2 separate regions of the Homo sapiens genome follow, and region 1 is linked to region 2. Evidence: chromatin loops called from intact Hi-C (ENCODE). Cell type or tissue: ascending aorta. All regions are shown on one strand. Each heading gives the region's core, and the rest is flanking DNA. Links, peaks and the distances in the headings are about the cores only. Region 1 has its middle 140 kb from the start of CELF2-DT. Region 2 has its middle 81 kb from the start of LINC00710.

Region 1 (8,337 bases), core at 1-8,000, 270 kb after region 2:
TTGCTCTTCCAAGCATATCTGTGAGGCAAGTAGATGCAGACGATGGCACAGCCCATTGTTTTAGCACGTTAGCAGATGGAGAGAACTGAGTCACAAGCCAGTTGGGTGAGTTGGCTAAAACCATAGCATCTAATGTGATTACAGCAATCCCCAAATAGAGTTCTCAACTCCTACATCCCATCTGTTCCTTAAAGAGACTTAGGAAGCCAATTATCTGTTCCTCTGTAAGAAGAATCTATTGATTCTATTAGGAGGAACAGAGTTGGCCCCAGCAAAGTTTGCCTTGACTTTTCCACCCCTGCACTTCTTATTCTCAGCACCTCCCCTCCCTCTTATCCTTCACATTTGCTTCCATCCATGACATTCTCATCAGCTGTTCAAAACCTTTTGCTGTGCAGCTCCTAAGGAGATGTGTGTGTGTGCACGCGCGGTGGTATTCGGGAAATCTTGACGAAAGAAACATTTATTAACCATTTTCTATGTTGCACACAATTCTCTTATTCCGGCCTCACTATGACTTATTGGATGGGATGCTATTTCATAATGTACATGCTATCAGATGCCAAATAAGCAAATTGATGATGGTAGTGCTGGTGGCAGCAAAGCAGAATGTTTATTGAGTCAGAAATAAAATGACTGGATTGTACCTTTAGCCTTGGCCAGCAAACACATGTGGCCTTGGCTAACATATAATTTTTCTCTCTGAACTTAGTTCTCTCACCTGGAATATAGGCATGACACAGTACACTAGACGAACACTAAGACTGCCTACACTAAAATGATAAAATAATGTGATTGACATGACAATCAAGGCAGGAAAGAGCAATGGTTCTCCCAGAGAAGATTACGTTTGCAAGGAGGCTGCTTTTCATCCTGGCTCACGGAGGCCAGTGTTCTCAATCCTGGCCACAAATCACAGTCACATGCCCTGCCCCCATTTCTGGAGCGTTTATACTTTCCAATACTAAGCCTGCTGATTCACGGGGTCCCTATGCCATATTTTTACAAGTACTTTTAGTTCTAGGTAGTTCTAGTTAAGATATGTGGTTCTAATTAAGAATCACTACTCTCGACGGAGGAATTCCAGATAATACAGAAAGATATGTGGCGGAGTAGAAGCTTTCCTTAGACTCCTGAATAGCATCATCTATTTGGTCTCAGTGGCTGGGCTGGGGAGAGCCTGGGAGAGCTGGAAATGTATAGATTATAGGACACAAGTGGAATGCTGTCTGTGAGGTCAGGCCTCATTTGCTTTCATTTCATCCATATCTTTGTCCCTCGCCTCTAATTCAACCTGGATTGAGTTTTAAATCTTTCCTTAAAGAACAGCCATTAAAGATGATAAAATAATCTGGCTCCCAGAGCTATCCAAGCCCACAAGTTCTAAGAGGAAACAACAGAGACATCTGCAGCATCTAATCTTGACTTTGGAGCTAATTAAGGATCCTGTGGGATGCACTAAGTCCAGGATGTTATTTTGCCTAAAGGAATGGACAGTCCTAAGGATGAATGATTTTGAGTCCCCAGGCCAGTATTAATCTGGTTGTCTTCAGGTAAACACTTCTGGTGTTCAAAAACGCTTTCTCTCTTCTCATTCAAGCAGCTCCTTGAAGCTGGAAACCCCAAACCAAGTATCTTCTGGGTAATTCCATTGCTTTCCAGGATGATATAACCAAGGTTGTAACACACGATTGGCCTCATTCAACTGATATTTAGAAGGTTTGTTTGTTTGTTTGTTTGTTTGTTTGTTTTTAACAGAGTTTTGCTCTCATTTGCCCAGGCTGGAGTACAATGGCGCTATTTCAGCTCACTGCAACCTCCACCTCCTGGGTTCAAGTGATTCACCTGCCTTAGCCTCCCAAAGTAGCTGGGATTACAGATGCCCACCATTACACCTGGCTAATTTTTGTAGTTTTAGAAGAGACAGAGTTTTACCATGTTGGTCAGGCTGGTCTCAAACTCCTGACCTCAGGTGATCCACCTGCCACCTCCCACCTCCTGGGTTCAAGTGATTCTCCTGCCTCTGCCTCCCAAAGTGCTGGGATTACAGGCCTGAGCCACCATGCCCAGCCTGATACTTAGAAGTTTTGTTTGGAGACATCCCCCCAAAACAGAGTCATGTATTGCTTTAATGCCTGGATTCTCATTTTTAGTGATCTTGGGCAAACGCTGAATCTAATTGAAAATGATTCACTCACTAGTTTTGAAGGATTTTACATTTTCTATTTCTCTCCTGAAGTCTTGCATTTGAAGAAGAATATTTACCTAATGACCTTGTTCTAAAATTCACAGAGAAAAAGTAACTAATCCCCTCCCATCCCTTTCTTACAGTATTTTTCTTTTGATACCATTGTGTTTTGGGGGAAATCAGGATGAATGAAAAACACCTGCTGCTTTTTTAGAATGGGTTTCTATACACACTTGGCTTTGAGATCTATCAAAGAATAAACCTGTAATTTCAACTACTGGTAGTTTGAACCTACAAGTTACAAATGGGAGTCACAATTCCTATGGCAGGCGTTTTGTTAGGCTGTCAGGTAGCTCATTTTGCTGCTGTTTCCTATTTTTTTTTAACATTTTCTTTACATAAATAAAATGTAACACTGTGAAAAATGAAATTCCTGAACAAAAACCACATGATGAGGTGCACCAAAGAGCAGTTACATTATTCATTTCAAGTGGTTGGCTGATGTGGAATCTTCGTTGAATATTTCAGTGTTAGGAGTATTACTGAGGTTATAAACTGAGTAAGGAAACAAAATTGCTCTTGGTCAAGGATCAGCTATTAGCATTAAATAGCTTTTGAATATTTATGGAGAGCACATAACACCACGATGATGTTTAAAGGTCTCAGCAATATTTTTCTTTGTTTTTTTCTTTAATTAAAATAGCCATAGAATTGTTAAGTTCTAGAAAGAACTTCAGAATGAGGTGAGGGTAACCTTACCCCAGGGTACACAGGGTACACAGTTAGTTCTTAACATATCTAGTCTAAGTCCTAATCTGCCATCTTTGAGTCGTTACATCTTTCTAGAAAACCATACTTTTCAAGATAAATGAGAAAGGAGACTTTCCCAGACCCTTTAAGAAATTGCTTTTTTTTGTAGTTGGCCCATCCAATTTTATACAATTATTATTTTAATATTCTAATTTTACTCTAGTGACTCCAGAGAACTTTAAGGTACAACTCATAAAGGGACCAATATAATATGTTTCGCAAAAATCTCAGTTGGTTAGAACATGTTACAAAGAACCAAGTTTGCTGATTTGAATCCCATACAATGCTAGTTAATTTTCTAGTTTTGTGACCATAACAGCTACTGGTAACTTGTGAAAATATGTGCTAAGGGCCTTGAGAGTGGCAGTGGTGCCTGCCTCTCCTCAGTTTATCACTAGTAAGCCATATTCAATTTAAAGCTAGTCCTCGACTAACCATGAGTCAGCCCCACCACTTTAATTTAATTAATTAAATTTAAGTTAATTCTCAAGGAATTTATGTAATTGTCTTTAGTTTCAGGACTGCGATTAAGATTTAGGTCTCTTATTCTCTGTCCAGTGAATTTTCCATTACAGCCTAAATCCTTCTAAGGTCTCCTGGAAGACTGAAATTGGCCAAGTCTCCTCAATCACGTTTTTTTGAGTAAAACACAGATATCTTCATGCTGCACATATTCCATTAAATGTGTTTCTAACTTGCAGTTAGGACTTACAGGAGGCAGTCACTGAATCCTTCTACCCCTTTGTTTACCTCTGAAAACCAAGGCCATATTTACTTGGATTAATGGAGACCGAAGGGTTGGGACAGAAAGGAATGGGGAGGAACACAGAACAAAACAAAACACCAGTGCTTTCCAACGTTCTGAGTCACATTCAGGGTTGTAAAATGACTTATCGCCCTGAAAATGTTGGCAGAACATTCAGCATAGATCATACATTACAGGCACATGATGCAAATGCTTCTTGGCTCGTGATTACAGACCAGCAATTTCCTAGGCCCTATCGCAGTTCCAAATAACTCATTGTATTTGCTTTCTGAACTAAGTTTTTTGGACTGATTAAACGAAGCCTCCCAAAAGCATGCCTGGCACTGGGCATATATGACTTTGCTGTTTCTCACAGGATGGATGTGACCCTCTGTTGTTGCCCAGGGTTTCACAGAATATTTGCGCAAACACACATGATCTTCATTTCCTGGACTCTTCTCAGCTTAAGCATGCATATACAATGGGATCAAATTGGCCAGGGCGAGGCCCAGTCAATGCTCTAAGCTGATTTCACGTTTGACTATGTGGTAAACCACAGGTTCAACCACGCACTCTGATTTGCCCAATAAGTCAACCAAAAGAGTAATCGTATTTGTATTCAGCTATAACGACAGAGGTTTTCTTGACAGTATGGAAAATCTACAGCCTTATTGGATAGTAGGAGTTATGTTTTTATTACTTCACATTTTTAAGTTTCAGGGTACTCGTGCAGGATGTACAGGTTTGTTACATATGTAAACGTGTACCAAGGTGCTTTGCTGCACATATCAACCCATCACCTAGGTATTAAGCCCAGCATCCATTAGGTCCTTTCCCTAATGCTCTCCCTCCCCGAACCCCACCCCCCGACAAGCCTCAGTGTGTGTTGTTCCCCTCCCTGTGTCCATGTGTTCTCATTGTTCAGCTCCCACTTATATGTGAGAATATGTGGTGTTTGGTTTTCTTTTCCTGCATCAGTTTGCTGAGGATAACGCCTTCCAGCTTCATCCATGTCCTTGCAAAGGACATGATCTCATTCTTTTTAATGGCTGCATAGTATTCCATGGTGTATATGTACCACATTTTCTTTATCCAGTCTATCGTTGATGGGCATTTGGGTTGATTCCATGTCTTTGCTATTGTGAATAGTGCTGCGATGAACATAAATGTGCATCTATCTTTATAATAGAATGATTCACGTTCCTTTGGGTATGTACCCAGTAATGGGATTGTTGGGTCAGAGTTATGCATTTTTATTTGTAACTATTTTTAAGAAGATAGAAATAAAATGGTGAGATGGAATATACATATTCAAAGAACAGACATCAAAAGTATTTCAATTTTCATATAAGGATTAAGTTATTCACATAAATAATTAACTTGGACAAAATGTTTGTATTAATAATGAAGAAGTAAGACATGCTTATTTGACTGCTTTTTCCCATTATCTGATTGAGACTCTGGGCTGCTCACTGATTAGATGCTGGCTAGAACAGGTAGGTAATTCTAGCAAAATCTATGGGAATAGCTTCTTGTAGGAAAAACAGCTAAGTAAATTCAATACATTTTATTTTCCTAAGTACTCATGTTGAGCAACATGTTTATTTCAACAAACTCATGTTGGTCTCTTGGCTTACTCACCATAGCCTATACAATGATTCTGAGAATTATTACTTCGACTACTACCATGAGGAAACTTAGAGATTCATTTTACTCTTTCTCCAGGAGATAAAACCATAGAACCTGATGATTTCAACTTGTTTTATCCTTTTGGTCAATCCTTTGTGGATATCAAACTTCTTTTTGACTAGAACCTTTGATTCATTAATTCCCAGTGAACCACAGCAACAATGCGAAATCTATCGTATCTTAAGCTAATTTGTGTTCTAAGAATGAGTTATTGTTTGTAAATCTTTTTTTGTTTGTGTCTGAGACAGTTTCACTCTGTAGCCCAGGTTGGAGCACAGTAGTGAAATCATGGCTCACTGCAACCTCCACCTCCCAGGTTCAAGCGATTCTTGTGCCTCAGCCTCCCTAGTAGTGGGGACTACAGGCACCCACCACTATACCTGGCAATTTTTTGTATTATTAGTAGAGAATGGGTTTTGTTGTTGTTGGCTAGGCTGGTCTCGAACTGCTGACCTCAAGTGATCCTCCAACCTTGGCCTCCCAAAGTGCTGGGATTCCAGGCATGAGCCACCATGCCTGGTTATTATTTGTAAATCTCTAACCAACATTTTAGTTATATATCTGAAGCATTCCAACCTTTATCATTTATATTATGAATAGTATTAATTTTATAAGTTAAAGTTTACTTTTCAAGGACAGTGTGTGTGTGTGTGTGTGTGTGTGTATGTGTAAATATCCTAGACTTTGCTTCCCTGCTCTGTCTCTGTTTAGAGATCTCACTACTTTCTGTAATAACACTAGAGACCTACAGGTTCAATAGCTGACTATTAGAGAAAAGGCACTTATCCTTATTTTATTAAGAGAGAGAATGAATTTTTTAACGTAAAATATTCCAAATTCTTGTTTAAGTTAGTGGTGCAGTTCTGGTGATGAGATTAGTGATAAAGTCTACTTTTGTGATAATTAGCCCCCTTTTCTCTCCACTCTCCTAAAATAAGAAGAGTTTAGATTGCAATGCTTCCCAAGAGGCAGAAGACAGTGGCCTCAAGGTAAAAGCAATTTGAGCCTTCATCTCAGGCTGCTTCCTCAGCTGTTCATTCATTCTGTGGCTTGAATGGGGAATGCATTGCCTAGAAATGCGAAATATATGGAAAATAATTCTACCTCCAGTTCATTGTCCTTTTGGCTATTTTTCTCATTTTGAAGCTGCATGGAGCTATTTTGGGCCTTCTCGGTGCACTTAACATTGCTTTAAAACAGATTTAAGTCTCCCTACGTGACTGAATTTCCAATTCTCTATCCGACAGAGCAGTACACTATTAAAGCTCTACCAGGTGTTCAATATGCACACATTTATCTGACTCTTCTTTTCGTTAGAAATAATAGAAAATGAAATTGAAGATTTATGGTTGAGTGTGATTTGCTGAAAATACTGGTCTAAGAACAGCTTTATGTCTACTTGGTAAAGTTACAAATGAAATCCAAAATGTTTCTAAACATAATGTACTTTCCCTCTTTGTGCTTTCCCTGGGCCTTGCTACGCACAGTCGCATGTTTTAGAGACAACTCCAAATCCCTCAACGAATGCCAGTTAGGAAAAGACAGACAAAGGTATATGTGAATTATACACCCATGATTTACCGATTTTGTGGCTCATTCATGACAAGTTGTTGAAAACAGAAGACCGGCTCCTGTTGCTCTCAAGTTCTGTGGCACATGGTGAGCATACATGCATTTCTAAAAACCTGCTCACTTTTTAGAAATGCATGTATGCTCATCAAGTCTTGATCAATTAAAAAGTAGATAAAAAATAGATAATAATATAAAAATATCTCCCTCTAGCTTTGGAGTGGGAGACTTACTGCCAAAAGTTTAATAAATTTATTAATTAAAAAACATCTGATCACCACGTCTGAGTTTGGTACACAGTTGACACTCAGTGAGTATCCGTGAAATGAAAATGACTTTGCGTAAATATAAAGGATTGTCACATCACAAAATCTGCTGTCATTAGCTATCTAGAACATGCTACTACTCCAGGCAATTCAGTTCTATTCTATTTAAAAGTGATCTAGTTCCTACCGTTTGCACAAAGTTTGATGGTTTGGGGGACTACACATGAGTAAGAGTGAACCCCGGTATGTCAGGACCCCAGACTTGTAACCAGGGTTCAAAGATTTTGCAAAATTGCAAAAGGTCAGCAAGGGTCTGAGCAATTAAAAGAAGGCCCAGGTACACAGCCTATCTCAGTGGGTACAGCTGCCACTCATAGGAAGAAAGAACTGAAACGCTATTAAAATGATACAAGCACGTTCACTGCAGCACTATTCACAATAGCAAAGACATGGAATCAACCCAAATGCCCATCAGTGATAGACTGGATAAAGAAAATGTTGTACATATACACCATGGAATACTATGCAGCCGTAAAAAGGAATGAGATCATGTCCTTTGCAGGGACATGGATGGAACTAGAAGCCATTATCCTCAGCAAACTAACACTGGAACAAAAAACCAAACACAGCATGTTCTCACTTATAAGTGGGAGTTGAACAATGAGAACACATGGACACAGGGAGGGGAATAACACACACTGGGGCCCGCTGAGGGGTGGGGTTTGGGGAGGGAGAACATTAGGAAAAATAGCTAATGGATGCTGGGCTTAATACCTGGGTGATTTGTTGATAGGTGCAGCAAATTACCATGGCACACGTTGAACTGTGTAACAAACCTGCACATCCTGCACATGTACCCCGGAACTTAAAATTAAAAAAAAAAAAAAAGAATGAACCCAAATGCTCATGCTAAACTGCAATTGAGAGAATGCAAATATAGGAGCTAAGTTTGTTTTTTGTTTGTTTTAAGACAGAATAGAACACAGATGGGCCATTCCTTAAATTTATAATGCAGTCAATTAGCCATTTAAAAGGTTAGAGACAGGATGTTTTGAAGAAAAACCAACTGT
Region 2 (8,343 bases), core at 1-8,000:
GAACCAAAACTAAACAAATGCAGTTTTTTATCCTTTTGGAACTGAGCAGAAATAGCATATGTAGAGAGAATGATTTTATTTTGTATTTTTAAAAGAAATATTTGGAACTTAATTGAATTATACTTCTGCTGGGAATTGAAATTTTCAGACGGAATATCGGATTTTATTTTAAATTGAATTCCACATTGAAGAGATGAAGAACGAACCATCAGTGAAATATTAACAATAAAGTTGACACATTTCAATAAACAACAAAAGAAGCTGAGCATAATATAAGCTAGACAGTTTCTTCCTACACTTTCCTAAACCCCCAAAGGGTCTATATTAACTATTCTTGATAATTTGGATAAGGAAATCATCTTTGATCAATTTTAATGAAATCTAGTTTACATTTATATTTATTTCTAGAGATTCTTAAAACAGATCAAAATTAAATCCTTTTCTTGTGGTCACCCTGATGAATGTACTGTTTCCTTTACACCTTCAACGTCATATTATTAGTGAATCTAGAACAGGTATTGAAATGCTTGTGTCATTCTGCATGTTCCTCAGAAGTTACCAAGTTAATCCTGGATTCTACATACTCCATCTTTCCAATATATATTATTTTTATTAAATGATTTTGTTTGAGTTGAGCCTTCAGGAATTTCACGACTTCCCATTAGGTAAATTTAACCAACATCAACATATATTATGAAATGTGCTTACATTTTTTGCATTTACAAATCACACTAACAATTTGTTTAATAATTAGGGTTGATGAGAACAATGCTTTTCTTCTCTCAACTTTGAAAATCTTGTATCAGAAGTCCTTAGAGATCTATTTATAAATTTTTAACTCATAGTTATCAGCTGGTATGGACATCCCTGTATAGTATAATCAAGGTTTTTTTTTTTTTTTAACCATTTTCCATGGAATCTGGGTAAAGTGCATTATTAATACAGTGCGTTCTTTCTTTTTTATTTTCTTTCTTTCAAGAGACAGAGTCTCTTTGTCACTACTCTTTCTTTTAAGAGACAGAGTCACTTTGTCACTACTCAAGTCACTCAGGCTGGAGTGCAGTGGTGCAATCATGGCTCACTGCAACCTTGAACTCCTAGGCTCAAGCAATCCTCCTACCTCAGCCTCCCAAGTAGTTAGGATTAAGGCATGTGCCACCATGCCTGGCTAATTTACAAAAACATTTTTTTTTGGAGAGGCAGGGTCTTGCTACGTTGCCCTGGCTGGTGTCAAACTCCTGGGCTCAAGCGAGCCTGGCTGCCTCTGCCTCCCAAAGTGCTGGGATTATAGGCATGAGCCGCTGTACCTGGCCAGAATCATTTTAATATATAATTTCAGCACATTATTTACATCAACTAGATATAGGGCAAATACAGAGACTAAGTTAGCAGCATCCCAATCAAAGCTGTATTTTTAAATGGCTGTAAGGAAGAGCAATGTGCCACCTGCCCGCATCAGCTTTGCTCACAGGAAGCTGTTTCCTCCACACCCCCAGAAAGAAGGCTGGACAAAGGGGTGAAGGTCTGGAAACCGACAAGGAGGATTCAGAGAAGGGACAGGGAGAACTGGATAGGGACGATGGGTTGGAAAAATAAATTCCAGAGCAAAGAGAAGTTGGAGAGATGAACAGATCTTCGATTTATTGCTAATTTAATTAATATAGGATGACTCTACAACCTTGGTTAAAAACCCATTCAAGTTGTATAAACTTCCACCCTTCATGCAGCCCCAATTTTGAATAGGAGAGCCTTGGTAGGAGGTAACAATACGCTTGGGGCACTGATGTGCCTGTTATCAACAATATGAACTGCAATTCATCTTACTAAACACCTTGGACAGAATCCAGCTTGAGACTCAGAAGGCTCTTTGGGATAAAAGATGTTGTCACTAAAGAAACCCTGTTTGCTTATCAAAGCAAAGGCAACCAATTAATAGTTTTATCACTAATACTGTTACCCCGAGGGCTAAAATTAAGTTTATTTATTTATTTTAAGTTCAACATCCTAAATTCCACCCTAATGCACAACAAGGTACGGCTCGTATTACAAATGAATAACTTAATTAAAAAACATTGATTTTGCTCATTGACTGCTGCAAATTTTATTAAATATTAATGATAACATTTTGTATTTTTTATACTAGTCATGAAAGTTTTATGCACTCTCTCCCCTACAGCAGCCTTAGATTTCATGACAAAATCTTAGGCAGCTCAAAGTACAAACATAAATATTGCATTGGCCAGCTTGGTACAATATATGTGTGTACATAAGCCGATAAAAGGATGTGTGTACATTTACCCAAATGTGAGTGAGTGAGGAAAGCTGACATGAGGCAAGCAAGGGAGAAACTTGAATGGTGAAAGTTTATGTTTTATTTTAACCACCAAGAAAGGTCACCCAGAAAGAAAGTCCTGGAACCAGCGTCCCATGAGACAAGACCTCAGAACCTCTCACCACATGTGTCCTTTCCCCAAACTCTGCATATGGAATTCAAGGCACAAAACATTGCTCCATAAACCACATGATTTTACAGGTTTCAAGTCTATGGCAAGAGGTTTCACCAGAAGGACAAAATTCTCTTCTTTCCTCACCCCATGGGTGCAAAAAAAATTTTTCCATAAAAGCCACCAGGCTATGGGAGAGCCTTTAAAATTTTTGCAGTTTTTTGTTGTTGTTGTTGTTGTTTTGCTTCTGTGGGTTTATTTTACATGTTTACATTAGAGTCGGCACAGCCTTGCATTGTTATCTGTCTAGATGGACTAGAAGTCACCCTTATCTGGTTTTCTCCAAGCTTTTAATGGTAAGCATAAATGTTTGGGATCAGCTGACAGCTGTGTGCAGTGAATCAGGCAACATCATCATTCGGAATGTTTTTCTATTATTTGGAAAATTGTACTTAAAAAAATCCATAAAGCACTCAGTAGAACATCGTTTCTTTGAACTTCAGCAGTGACTGATTTTTTTTCTTCCTTTGTATCTCAAAGTCATTTAAAAACAAGTGAGAAGTTAATTTGTTGAGATCATTTCCTCAAATCACCTCCCAGGTCAAAAAGACAGCTCTGGCCTCTGCGTTACACAGTCTTTCCAAAACGTAACCAACTTCCTTAGGGATACAATCATAGCAACCCAGACTTGAAAACAAAGCCGGAGTCTGATTAAGTACTTGCCAAAAAGATTCCAACCATAGTCTACATAGTTTGCAAATACCCACATGGGGAAGGTTGAGGGAGAGAGGAAGGGAAGGACAGGAGCTTTCCAAAGGAAATATTTCACATGGAAAATATCAAGCATTTTCTAAAATGAGTAATTAAAGGACAGGATAGAATATCTTTAAGATATAAGCTTCTTTGAAATGCAAAATAGAAATTTTTGTCAAATAGGCAACGGAAGATAATATGTGAAAATCAATGTACTCAATATTATAGCTCCTATAATAGGAGACTTAGGGACCTGAGAATACGTTTGCATGTTTCAGCATTGTATTCGTTTGGGCTGAATTATCAAATTTCTGGCAATGTTTGCCTCTTTTCACTACTTCCTCTCTCCTTCAGCTCCCAGTGGTCCCTGGAAAGCCCATTTCTCTCCTCGCTCCTGGGTCCTCGTGCTGCTGGTGGTCTCAGGTTCTTTTACGTCCCCTGGTTCCATCCCAAAAGTCCTTCCTAGAAGTCTTTCGAAATGCCTGAATTGGGATTTCTTTCTTGTCTTCCTTCCTTCCCTCCTCCTCTTCCTCCTTCCCTCTTTTCCATTCTTTTTCCCACTAGGTCTCTAGACCTCGTGATCTGCCCTCCTCAGCCTCCCAAAGTGCTGGGATTGCAGTCCTGAGCCATTCCCGCTAGGTTTCTAACACAAGCAAAGAAGTTGTAGCTTCCACGAGGTGTGCTTTTCAGACTGTGTTATGTAAAACAACTCCAGACGTCAAGTCACAGGTGGCTTTAAAAAAGAAATCTTCTAAAGAAAATAAACAAGGTAGAAACCATGACATTAGATGTGGCGCATAGATTTTTAGTGAATTTAAAGATGTGCAAAATGCCAGCCAGTGACATCAGTATCATTTCCCTTTCTGTTGTGGAATGAAGTTTCTTTTCCTAATGAGGAATGCTCAGGGAAACAGAACAAAGCTAAAAAGAAAAGAACCCTTCTTTGCAATGGCATTTGACACTGGACCCCAGGGCATGGTTTGACACATTTTGAAAGTACCAGTGTCCCCAGCTCAGCTTGACTGCGAACCGGCTCTACATAGCCACCTTTAGTCCTCCCAGGGAATAAATTAAATCTGCATCTTGACTGTGTTGCCTGGAAGAGACTGTTCAATTATTTATGGCGCAACAGCAGGGAGTTGCTCTTCTCTGCAAGTTGCGGGGTGGGGGTGGGAGCGTACACTGCCTCTTGTCTACTTCGGGCCACTGCGTTAGTGAGTCCGGTAATGTCTAGAGAAAATAACAAGGCTGGAGGCAACTAAGATATATTAACGAACAAGAGGCAGTAAATCCCTTTTTACTGTTTGGAGACTGTGCTCAGGCCAGCGCGACTGTCACCGTGCTCTGGTGCTGCCTGGGATGTGGCAGGTGTGCACTCATGCCTGACCGCAGAAGGCTGGGCGGGCGGTGGGTTAAAGACCACACGGATTTAAGGTTGAGGTTTTAAAAATGGAAATAAGAAGAAACTCAAGAATGTGTAACCAGAGAATTTACTAATTGGAGACTTCTGCTTCCCATTTTTGGTCCTAATTCTCAGACTCAGTGTCATAACAGCTTCATGTTGAGAATCAGAAGACCCAACTCTGGGTCTCAGAGGGCTGACTTCCTGAAAGTTTTTGTTATTTACTGGTATTTCGGAAATCACTGAAGCACAGAGTCACTTGGAGAGCCACACCGGCGTTTCCATGAGGGTGAGTCTTTGCTATGGAGACTTAGACCCTGGTCCCTGCTGTCCAAATTGTTTCAACATGGAAAAAATAAATAAATAAAACTAAGGTATAATTATTGAGAAGACTTAAATATATATACCCCGAGATAGGCAATACATTTACATGTCAAAGTGAAATAATCTCAATGACTTATGGCCTTTTTTTATATATACCAAATGTCCCTAAATTTAACGTACATATCTTTTAAAGTATATTTATTAAATTCTATTCCTTTTCTTGAAATAATCTTTAATAAAAATTTTAAAGATGGACATCATTCCTGATTTTTCTTAAGAATTCATAAAAATACATGAACATTGTGGCTTCTTGGTTAATATTATGTTAACCATCTCCTATTTCTTTGCAAGTAAGTTCTTAAATTTTAGATTTTAAGATAGTAGATAGGGCTGAGGTCTGGCATAATATAAGATATAGGTAATCTCAATGGCAATATAATAAACCATTTAAAATTGGGCATTACTTTTTTTTTGAGATGAGGTCTCACTATCTCACTGTGACTGATCCTTATACTCCTGGGCTCAAGCAATCCTCTCAGCCTTCAGAGTAGCTGGGACCAAAGAAACATGTCACCGCATTCAGCTATTTAATTTTTGTAATGACTCATGGCCGGTTTTCTAAATGACTCATTATGTTGATAAGGCGTGAAGAGAGAATGCAACATGGCAGAGGGGTGCAGAGGAAGTAGACACCATACGAAAGTAAAGATGGAGGATCCCAAAGGCTGCCTATTTTGTAATTTTTCATAAAACCAGGGATTAGAAAATGTTGTGTTTTAGTTGTTGGGACAGAGCAGAAATCCTATCCTAAAATATATATGCAGGACATTTGTTGTTTCCATTTTTTTTTCCCCCAGATGAAGTCTCACTCTGTCACCCAGGCTGGAGTGCAGTGGGGTGGTGATCTTGGTTCACTGCAACCTCTGCCTTCTGGGTTCAAGGGATTCTCCTGCCTCAGCCTCCCAAGTAGCTGGGATTACGGGCGTACACCACCATGCCCAATTAATTTTTGTATTTTTAGTAGAGATGGGGTTTCACTGTGTTGGCCAGGCTGGTCTCAAACTCCTGACCTTGTGATCTGCCCGCCTTGGCCTCCCAAAGTGCTGGGATTACAGATGTGAGCCACCGCGCCCCACCTGTTATTTTAGTTTCTAAGAGGTATTATTCAACCTAACTTCATTGGAAGGATAATAGAAATCAAATACGTGATATTTACATGGACTTTTTCTCTTCTGAGAACTCAAGACTTTTTTTTAGACCTATCTAATCCCTCCAATATCCAAGTTAAGAGTCCAGTTTATTACATCATGTTACTATTAAAAAAAGTAAGACATGGAAAAAAAGTTTTTGCTTTCTAGACAGATAGATAGAAATAGACATATGCAGTAGTTTGGTTTGTCCTAATATTAGCACATGTTACTATAACATTCTTTTACATGTGTGGTACACATTAATTAGTTCTGTAGTCGAGAAAGAAACATGCTAGGATGGGGGACATACCTACCATTGAAATTAGCATCAAAACTAAATTCTATGAAGACCTACCTATTTGGTAGCAGTGAGCCACAAATTCTTCCCTTTTTCTACCATGTTTAAACTTTTTATTGAACTATAATATACGTAGAAAAAAGTATACATATCACAAATGATACATCCATTGATTTCTGTACCTTTTTCTTTTAACAACATAGTGATAAGAACATGCTCACAGGTTAAAGCAGGAGAGCAGCCAGTAGGAAGGAAGGAGATGAAAACTAGGAGAGTTTCCGCAGTGGCAGATGGTAGACCCCAAAGACAGCTGCAATATCTCCCATCCCATCTCCTCTTCTGCCATGTGACCTTTCTGCTCCCCCATCCAGGGCTAGAGTTTATTTCTTTACCCACTGGCACCTGGTTAGGCTCTGTAATTGCTTTGACCAATAGAATATAGCAGACATGAGACCTTGCCATTTCTTGGCACAAATCTTTAACTGGCTTGGAAGCTTCTTCCTGCCTCTTGGAGTATTTGTTCTTGGTATGGCCTTTAATAAACCCAAATCACATGGAGGGGCCTTATGTAGGTATTCGAGTCACAAGCAGCTGAGCTCCCAGCCAGCGTCAACTTCCAACTTTGCGTGTGAGCCATCTTGCATCTCTGATCCAGGCAAGGCCATAGCTGCAGCCCTAGCCAACATCTGACGTCAAGTGCTCAAGAGAGCCCAGTAAGAAATGCCCAGCTGAGCCCAGTCAATGCACAGAACCATGAGAGATAATCAACTGTCATTTCACCGCCACTAATTCTGGGGGTGGTATGCTGAACAGGAACAGATAACTGGGACAGGTACCAAAACACTGATCTAGGAATTTGACTTTTGGATATAGGAGGAAGGCAGAAAAGACACAAGAATAAGCAAGATTGTAGATATATTTTCAGATTGTATGGGTGGGAAATTATAGGTGAGAATCTGGACACAATATCATTTGGTAAGAAAGAAAGAAGGATGGGAGAGTGGGTTTAAGAAAGGGACAAATATTTGGAATATCAGATATGTGGAAACGAAGACAGAATCCAGCAAAAAAGGTCACTACATACTTGAAGGCCATGCTGATGTTTAAGCTATAAATCTGAAGAATACCATCAGCCTGGGGCTGGGATTTTTTCCATCTGTGCTCGGCTATCCAGGTCAGGAGAAGACAAAGAACATGACTGGATTGATCTTGGATTGCAGGTTTAAAGAATAGATGAGGAAGGAAGACAGAATGAGACAGCTGTGGTTTCTGGTAGGCAGGAGTTGAAGGCATGGCCCATGGGTTTTGGCCTGTGCAGGGAAAGAAAGTAAAGCTGGGAGAGGCTTGATAATAGAAATGAAGGAAAAAATGATGCAGAAGTTTGAGGCCAATAAGATTAGCGATATGAAAGAAGAGAATGAGAAAGCTGGGGAGATAGGCTGTGCTCCAAAAACAGAATATTATAGAATCTGTTGATGTGTTTGCATCTTTTCATAACATTGCTAGTAATTAAGAGTTTTACCTAGAAAATATTTAAAGACTAATTGAATAAATCAGTTAATATTTCCACTTGTCAGTAACTTGTGAAATCTCTGGTTGGGAAGATGGTTCACAATGGAGGGTGAGACTGTATATTTGTCCACACTCAATGGTGTGCTGGAGCTGGCTCACACCCACCTGGGGGAGCCCACTGTGCACCTTTTTCCATAGCTGCACTCAGTGACATCATGTTGGTAGCTTGAAATTGGCCATGGTAGAAATATTTACACCACAGAAATATGCAGACAGTATAAATCAGAGCCTTTGTTTCCCAGAGAGTAGGTTGTTGAACATTTACCAGCACATCAAGACCCACAACCTCCCTATATTCTATTTATAATCAGTAAGATAATTTAATTTTGTCCATTTCTTATCAATGTAGATATATTTACT

Evidence for each region. Hi-C counts contacts between places; a loop is a spot of excess contacts. Peaks named below come from ENCODE experiments on the same cell type or tissue, not always from the same donor. Only the 100,000 strongest peaks of a DNase experiment are listed, where the experiment ranks them.
Region 1: a loop joins it to region 2, with 4 times the contacts of the local background. A loop is called at or near these places in 2 of 110 quality-filtered maps.

The regions. Positions count from the first base shown.
Region 1 is chr10:10,601,544-10,609,880 of GRCh38, reverse strand. It overlaps a transcript of CELF2 not described here. Among named protein-coding and RNA genes, the nearest start is that of CELF2-DT, 140 kb to the right of the region's middle. In ascending aorta, for the core only: no CTCF peak of the experiment used is centred there; a DNase peak (open chromatin) is centred at 4,000; H3K27ac peaks cover 2,331 bases.
Region 2 is chr10:10,866,999-10,875,341 of GRCh38, reverse strand. It overlaps a transcript of CELF2 not described here. Among named protein-coding and RNA genes, the nearest start is that of LINC00710, 81 kb to the left of the region's middle. RefSeq lists a silencer at 4,570-4,619. In ascending aorta, for the core only: no CTCF peak of the experiment used is centred there; a DNase peak (open chromatin) is centred at 3,081; H3K4me3 peaks cover 487 bases; H3K27ac peaks cover 5,142 bases.